Regions from separate parts of the Homo sapiens genome. Here all the other regions are linked to region 2. The links are chromatin contacts, found by Hi-C or POLR2A ChIA-PET in ENCODE. All regions are on one chromosome and are shown on one strand. Each heading gives the region's core, a stretch centred on a gene start or an enhancer-like site at or near the end of the contact. The rest is flanking DNA. Distances are from core to core; before and after follow the strand shown.

The links. Hi-C counts contacts between places; a loop is a spot of excess contacts on that map. ChIA-PET counts read pairs that join two places held with the same protein, here RNA polymerase II (POLR2A). Pooled maps may share reads with other maps.
Region 1: a loop to region 2 is called in a pooled map, with 4 times the contacts of the local background. The contact joins two enhancer-like sites. A Hi-C loop is called at or near these places in 1 of 37 single-sample maps with no recorded cell type and 4 of 50 pooled maps. POLR2A ChIA-PET finds 5 or more read pairs at or near these places in 1 of 52 experiments (activated CD4-positive, alpha-beta T cell).
Region 3: a pooled map shows a loop between it and region 2 (3-fold over the local background). The contact joins the promoter of NARS1 here to the enhancer-like site in region 2. A Hi-C loop is called at or near these places in 2 of 37 single-sample maps with no recorded cell type and 4 of 50 pooled maps. POLR2A ChIA-PET finds 5 or more read pairs at or near these places in 2 of 52 experiments (GM12878 and activated CD8-positive, alpha-beta memory T cell).

What each region holds. Positions count from the first base shown.
Region 1 is chr18:57,832,112-57,834,811 of GRCh38, reverse strand. No RefSeq gene overlaps it. Among named protein-coding and RNA genes, the nearest start is that of ATP8B1, 30 kb to the right of the region's middle. RefSeq lists enhancers at 944-993, 1,034-1,123, 1,164-1,363 and a silencer at 1,741-2,035. Within about 2 kb of position 1,276, at least 6 of the 41 ENCODE cell types and tissues checked have a DNase peak (open chromatin) inside an H3K27ac peak, as active enhancers do.
Region 2 is chr18:55,327,083-55,329,782 of GRCh38, reverse strand. The region is part of intron 8 of TCF4 (transcription factor 4); the gene reads left to right. Among named protein-coding and RNA genes, the nearest start is that of TCF4-AS1, 120 kb to the left of the region's middle. Within about 2 kb of position 1,440, at least 3 of the 41 ENCODE cell types and tissues checked have a DNase peak (open chromatin) inside an H3K27ac peak, as active enhancers do.
Region 3 is chr18:57,620,395-57,623,094 of GRCh38, reverse strand. It overlaps NARS1 (asparaginyl-tRNA synthetase 1), which reads left to right and starts at 1,259. Exons shown (of 14, transcript NM_004539.4): 1 at 1,259-1,387; 2 at 2,444-2,526. The coding sequence starts at 1,378. RefSeq lists enhancers at 986-1,325, 706-1,410.

The DNA.
Region 1 (2,700 bases), core at 27-2,526, 2.5 Mb before region 2:
AAAGTTCCCAAGGGATCCACACTCTTTAAATGATGCATAAATTGAGTCATTTTGTAAAATACAGTACCTTGATTTATTTGCTTAGTAGCTTTTAGTTTGTCTACTAGGTTTCTCTAAAGAAGAATACAAATGTATTTAGGCATAAATTGTTTTCAATCATTTTCTTGGTGTCTACATTACCCTCCATGTAATATATTAGGGGTTCCTAAGCCACAAATGGTATGATTGAAGGTATAAAAACTTGAAGCTCATTGCAACCTTAAACTCCTGGGCTCAAGCAATCCTCCTGCCTCAGCCTCCCAAGCAGCTGGGACTACAGGTGGGTGTCACCATGCCCAGCTAATTTTTAAAATTTTTTGTAGGAGGCCTTGCTATGTTGCTCAGGCTGGTCTTGAACTCCTGGCCTCAAGTGATCCTCCCACCTTGACCTCCCAAAGTGCTGGGATTACAGGCATGAGCCACCGTGCCCAGCCCCCATCTCTTTTTAATACACTAGAATTATGAAATGACAGCAGAAAGAATTCACCTTCTAGTTAGCAGTTGGATCAAACAAGTAAAATAATTTGAAGATGAGCAAAAGGAACCTTGTTATTTTTGACTTAAATGTTCTTGAGAACAAAAATGATGATGCCAGGCTTCAGAAGATGGCCCCTTAAGGGTTTAATGGTTGAAAATCATCCTCACTTTCCTACCCCTTTCAACACACACACACACACACACACACACACACACGCACGCAGTGTTGGGCTCAGTGACACCACATAACAATAGCAACAGGCTTAAGGACAGTGCAAGCACAGGTGCATCAGGCTACTGTCGGGAGAAGGGAAACTAGAATATGCACCGAGAATAAAAAATGGCTTGGGTGAGTCATCAAACAACCCTGTCAAAAAGCAGGATGTCTGATTTCACAGCCTCCATTGCTCCCTCCAACACCACATGGAACATGAACTCCAAACTGATAAAGTCTCAGGCAGGTCAATCACCTTCTACTCAGCCCCAGTGTGAAAGAGGAGGGACTCATATGGAAAAGCCTGCTCTAAACACAGGCTTATCTGTGTTGCAAGATGATGAAACATTACAGACTTAGGGAATTCATTCTCAGGTGAGAATTCAGTAACTGGCACTGGGGGTTGTAAAATATACTGGCCATGAGTCCCTTAGGTAGTCGAAGGATAAGACGACCAAAGTCTAACCTGAGCCGATGTTACTGACGTGAGTGTCAGTACATGCATCTGAATCTTACTCTGTCAATTTTCAAGAAAGGAAATGAAAGTAAAAGCATTTGTCACTTGAGGAATTTCTCTGTATGCATGATTATCATTTGTTGCATTTCTCACATATTTAAAGTTGCTTTTGAGCCAAGCTATGAAGTGAGTAAAACTTGACTTTTGTTTCTTGATTCCTTATTTTCTCGCCTCATATTTTTTTTTCTTTTGACAGTTAAATTAGTTAGGATACTAGTTTCACTCCTACTACAGAGAGAGTGGCCCCAAATAATACTGATTTAAGTGAGATGAAGGTTTATTTCTCTGACACAAAAAAGTCCAAGCTAGTATGCCGCTACCAGTCATACCAGGAATAGTTTTAGGGACTCAAATGCTTACCTAGTTACTTTGCAATCTGCAACATATGCTTTTTTCATCTTCTCTTGGTGCAACATGGCTGCTCCTGATCCTGCCAATTCATCTGTATTCCCTCCTGCAGAAAGAAAAGAACGGGCACGGGGCATGACTTGAAAGTTGCATGTATCACTTCTGCTCAAGCTCCATTGGCCAGAATGTAGTCCTACACCCACACCAAACTGCAAGGGAGAGATATTTTAAAGCACAGAGTGGTGATTTGGGTTCAGAATGAAGACCCTGAGTGATTTGGAAAAGGCTACATCTGTTCACTATGTGATAAGTTGGTGATTAATTCAAGGCTATACTGAGGAGGAGAGCCAGGAGGCCTGAGTGCACCAAAAAGATGCTGACAGATTCAGTGGTGATAGGAAGTGACCTAGGGCCTGGAGAGAAACTAGGGGACTCCCAGGAAAGCTGGCTTGTGGTGATATAGGAGGTAAAAAGGAATTACTTAGGGAGATAGCAAGGGCATGGGAGTCCTTGGTAGGGCTTTCCTTTTAATGAAAAGCAGCCCCAAATAATTTTCTAACAAAGAGCAGCTGATAAAAGTTGAGCTGCAGACATAGACAAGCAAGCTGGCAGCTTGCTGCACAGATGAATGCCAGCAGGAACTAAGGACTAGACCTTTTCAAGATGGTGGCTCCATCTTGCCTTCTCTGCCAGCCACGTGTACGGTAAGAAGCAGATAATATGGCCCCCATCAACTGGAAAGTCCATTTGCATAAGAAGATTAGGGTAGGGCGACAAGCCTTCCCAGAGAGCTTTGTAAATGTCATACATGATGGAACCAATCTGTGAGGCCTAGTAAATCAGACAACACCTCCTCAAACTGGACTATAAAACTCGGTGCGTTCTCCACCAGCTGGTCCTTTCTGCTCAGAGACTCCTTCTGAGAGGTGAAGCCAGCTGGACTTCCTGGGTCGAGTGGGGACTTGGAGAACTTTTCTGTCTTAGAAGAGGATTGTAAAATGCACCAATCAGCATTCTGTAGCTAGTAAGAGGATTGTAAAATACACCAATCAGTGCTCTGTAAAAATGCACCAATCAGCACTCTGTAGTGAGCAAGAGGATTGTA
Region 2 (2,700 bases), core at 191-2,690:
TGTCTTTGGTTGGTAAGCACCATAATTTGGCCTTTGGCATTGCTGTCAGTAAAGCTAGTTGATGACTTTTACATCAATTTTTGGCCCAACCATAAATGAAGGAAATAAGACCAATACTGCCACAGTACTTTTTCTCACTCATCACCCATACCTGATTCAGCTGGGTTAATGTTAAAAGCCAAAATTTATCAATATCAATTTTTTTCCCAAATCATTCTTATTTTAGTACTGTTTATGCTCAATAAAAGTTTATGAATTTCTTTCACTGTTATTTAATGAAAACCCAGAATTTTTTAAAATTGCACATTATCTCTTTAAAAAAAGTCTTTTAGATTACTCGTGGGATTTACTCTAAGTTGTTGTCTTTTAATAGAAGATGATGCAAAACTTGTCTCACCTGTTCCTTCCTGGTCGTGTCTGTGTTTATGTGTGGGGTGGGTATATAAGTGCTTTTGATTAACAGAATGAAGAGAGTGCTTATTTTGAAAACTCAGTCGTTAAAATTCAAGTTTATTTTGAGTTAAAGAACACCATATTTAGATTAGGAATGGACCAATGACCTGCTTAAGCTTTAGGCTATCGATTGGCCTTGAGGGAACTTAGATCTGCTAAACACGAACTTGAAAAGGCACTTCAGTGATGGATGTACGTTGGATGCTCTCACTGTATGGTCATTCACTTGCATTTTAAAATTTATGTTTTGTTTTTCCTTTATACCTACTCTTTTCATTCCGTTTGTCAGAGGTGGCCATTTAAAGTATTTGACAATTGTTTGTTCTCTGCCTAGCAAGTTGTCCTATTGCTCCATGATGTGAAAGAACAAAGGTAATCAACAGTTAGAAACCTCAGGAAATTGCTAGAATCTTCACCCCCAAAGAGGGTTAATAAACCCTAGATAATTAGTTCATTTAGAATGAAAACCATTTTCATTGTAATAATCACATTTCCCCTCTGATTATCGAGCAATGCATTGGGAAGCCTGATATTTATTCACAAATTTTTTAAAATTGAGAACATCCTGTGCTGAGATTCCAGTCAGCTTCATCCATCCATTTTTTGTTAAAAGTTTCTCAACTATCATCCTTCATCCAGACAAATAAACATAACCAGGATTTCCCCTCTAACTTTTTGGGAATTCATTTACACGTGTACCATTTTGAGGGAAAAAAACAATTGTCCTCGAATTTCATTTGACTCAGGTGATTGTGGTAAGCTCGCTAACCAGCTTCATCTAGGAAGTGCAGCAATCTGAGTCAACTTCCTCCATCTCTGTTTTTACATTGTCCAGTGTGATGCTTCCTCATTGTACCAAAATAGAAATGGTTTGTTTTTGTATCAAACTTGGAGACTGGCTATGGATTACACTGGGTTAGGATAAGGGTTTGTTATTTTTTTTTTTTTAAGAACATTCCACTTATCCCAAGGGAAAAAGATTGACGGCCTGGGGAAAAATAAGAGGCATAATGAAGTCTTTTCTCCTTAAATAAAAATCACATCTAGTCTTCAGATGTGTCAATTGCACTATGTTTGCCTAATTTCATTTAATATTTGAGAGATTTAGTAGTAAATTTATGACTTTTGCAGTTACTTTGCAAAAAATTGAGGAAGGAAGAAGTGAATTTCACTTTGAGTCAAATGTGTAGGTTCCAGTGTAATTAAACCTAAAAATCTATATATTCTGGTCTTGCTACTTGGTATTACACTTTGCCATATCACATAATGCTATTAGCTACATTTTACCTTGTTTGCAGGGTGATGCCATTTTGTATCTCTGGTTTGTTGAATTTCCTAGAAGATGTTATGTTCATGTAGATAATGGCATACTCATTGAATTCTTTACCTCAGACATGAAAATATGTGGAAAAGTGGGGAAATGAATCTGATCAGATTTCACTGTATACTGAAATTTGAGAATCTGGTTTTTGCATCTATTTTGCATGCTGCTGTCTCTCCAAACCATATATGTCTGTGTGAGTTTTTATAATGCCACATAAAGCAAAATGAGAAGTCTCTTCTTTCTTCTAAAGGGAAATAGTGCCACAGAAAGGTAGAAGTCAAATATTTACTTATGGATCAAAAATCTAGTTAAAAAACAACCCATTGCTTACCTTAGTAATCAATGTGAATTACTTTATAATCAATATGAATACAAGCTATCTGACCAGTCACTCAGAAAATAAATATTTGATCATGTGATAAACCATTTGAATGTCTACATATGAACCCAGGCCATATAAAAATAACCAATTCAAGATAACATAGGAAGTCACTAAAAAAGACACAAATAAAATTAGATTTCACAGTTTACGCTGATATTTTGATACTTTTCTGTGATAAAAGCATCTTCCAAACTAAATGTGTCCATATTTGAACCATGTAAATAGTTAAAAGTATTTTACCTGAGAATATCTAAATGATGCCAAGAAAATAAGTTCATGCCACTAAAAAGATTGAGATGATTTGTGCTTTATCTGACTTCTTGGTGTAATATGGATTTACTTCAGATAAGTATATTTTCTACTTATCCGATAAGTGTGTTTATCTGAGATAAATATTTTCTCCAGATACGTGTGTATATTGAAAAAAAATTTAAAATAATTAGGATCCCAATTGAAAAAGTAAAAATCTTAATTGCTTAATAAGAAAACAGTTATTTCATAGTCTTAAGATTTCAATACAAAGAAATATGGGAATATACAC
Region 3 (2,700 bases), core at 10-2,509, 2.3 Mb before region 2:
AAAGTTGAAAATGATGACAGACCCTTTATTAGCACCTCTTACATGCCCGGGCAGTGAATTTATATCATCTTTCACAAATAGAAAAACTGAAGCTCATTCAGATTAGGTAATTTATCTGAAGACACAGATAAACCCCTCTCAGCGCCTGACTCTCGGCGCAATCGGGATGTTTCGCAGCGGGGCAGGGGCAGGGGCCGGAGCCACCGCCATCGCAGCCCGGGGAACAACGGACTCGGGGAAGCCCGGCCTGGCCCTTCAAGTCCCGGGCCCAGCAAGGGCCAGGACCCTCCCTCCCTCCCTGCAATCGGTCCCAACTCGCTGAATGAAGCTCATTCAGTTTAGGTAATTTATCTGAAGACACACGGTTAGTAAAAGGCAGAACCCAGGTTTGTATTCCGAAGCCCTCGTTCTTTCCACCACATTATTATGGCCTTCCTAACGGTAATCCTTACAATTTTAAATGAACATATACCATAGCTCCTCTCCTGAACACCGAGGGACGCTGGCTCACGGAGTTTAGAAAGTTAACGCATCTGGCCGGGCGCGATGGCTCACGCCTGTAATCCCAGCACTTTGGGAGGCCGAGGTGGGCGGATCACAAGGTCAGGAGTTCGAGACCAGCTTGACTAAGATGGTGAAACCCCGTCTTTACTAAAAATACAAAAATTAGCTGGGCATGGTGGCACAGGCCTGTAATCCCAGCTACTCGGGAGGCTGAGGCAGAAGAATCGCTTGAACCCGGGAGGTGGAGGGTGCGGTGAGCCGAGATCGCGCCACTGCACTCCAGCCTGGGTGACAGAGCGAGACTCCGTCTCAAAAAAAAAAAAAAAAAAAAGGAAGTTTACGCAACCCGCTGCGTCCCCTCCACCGCCGCGCACCCCGTCTCGCAGCTGGCGCGGTGTTTGCTGGTGACATGAACTCAACCAGCCTCCACCATCTGGGGATCGGGGCGACATCCTTGGTCTGGTTTGCAAGAGGACCCGCACGCCTCCAGCTGGGGCGGAATTGGAAGATTCAGAAAGGAAAGTTGGGGAGGCGGGGAAGGAAGGGTGCAAAAGTGACACTGTGCCAGGGTCTCCAGGGCCGCGGAGCTCCGGGACAGGCAGCGCCTTCCGAGCTGCACAAACGCGTGGGGCGGGGCGTCTCTGGATCCGGAAGTTGCCTCTGCCCTCACCAAAGATGGCGGCCCCGGCGCCGCTCGCCCACCTCTCGTAACCAATGGAACCGCGGCGCTCGGCCGATTCTCGCAGGCGCCCTCAGATCTACGCTCTCTGATGCAACGCCGGAATCGCGGAAACCGCCGGTGCACGTTGGAGTCATAAGACGGCGTCGGTGTTGCAGTCTGTGTCCTTGGAGGTGACCAGGGCCACTGCAGGCATGGTGCTAGGTGGGTGAGACTCAGTGTATGGCGCGGTGTTCCCTGCCTGGGGCAGGAACTCTGCTCCAGTCGGGTTTCGGCGCTTTCCTTAGTGCCTACCAGAGTGGGCGCCCCGCGAATGTTTGGGGACCGATTGCAGGGAGGGAGGGAGGGAGGGTGCTGGCCTTTGCTGGGCCCGGGACTTGAAGGGCCAGGCCGGGCTTCCCCGAGTCCGTCGTTCCCCCGGGCTGCGATGGCGGTGGCTCCGGGCCCTTCCCCTGCCCCGCTGCGAAACCTCCCGATTGCGCTGAGACTCAGGCGCTGGGACGGGTTCAGACACAGGGTAGCCCCTACTCCTGCAGTTCTTCAAAGTGATCGTCAGGAAGGGGCTTTAGGATTCTAGTTGTTTTTCTCCCACCCTCATTTTTTTATTGAGGTTTCCGGGGAGACCATACTGTGCAGTAGGAAAAAAAAAAAAAAAAAGAGAGAGACCTGGATGGATGTTAACTGTTCAGACCTACTAGTTGTGAGGCCTTCTGAAATTTTCTAACCTCAGAGCTTCTGTTTCCTTTAAAGTCCAGAGGGAGCTGGTGTTTATTTGCCATCTCTACAAAAACTGGCACTGGGATATCTGATTTGTATGTGTTATTTTATTTCATCCTCAGCACAGCCTTTCAAGATGGGGATTGTTTTTCCTATTTTATAGGTAAAGAAATAAGCTCAGAAAGGTTAAGTAAATTCTCCAGAGTCACCCTGCCTTTTAAGGTACAAAATCCAACATTCCAGCGTATGTCTGATCAACTTCAAAGCCCATATTTTATTTTTGGGTGCCCAATTAGATAGAATAAATATCACAAATTAAAATGATCAGAGTTCATTTTGAAAACCTGGATTATTAACTAATGTTTTTATGAGATGGATGTTATTGAAATGGAGTGGGGAAATAACTAGGATATTAATTACTTATGGACCTCAATTTTTATTAATCGATGCTTGTTCTGTTTACAAAGATAAGGAATGAATAAAGTAGTAAGGTGACTAATAGTTAATGGCCAGACCATAACTTACCCTCATTTTGTCAAACAGCAGAGCTGTACGTCTCTGACCGAGAGGGAAGCGATGCCACGGGAGATGGAACCAAGGAGAAACCATTTAAAACAGGTCTAAAGGTAGAGTCTCTTCTCATTAGGAAAATGAGACTGCATTTATTAATGAGTTATGTCAATTTTCTTGTGACTTGCCAAGAACTTAATTTCAAACACTAGGTTCCAAAGAGAATTTTCAGAAAAGGGAAAGTAAGGAATGCATACAGATATGTGACTTTAAGATTGTTAGATGATCAA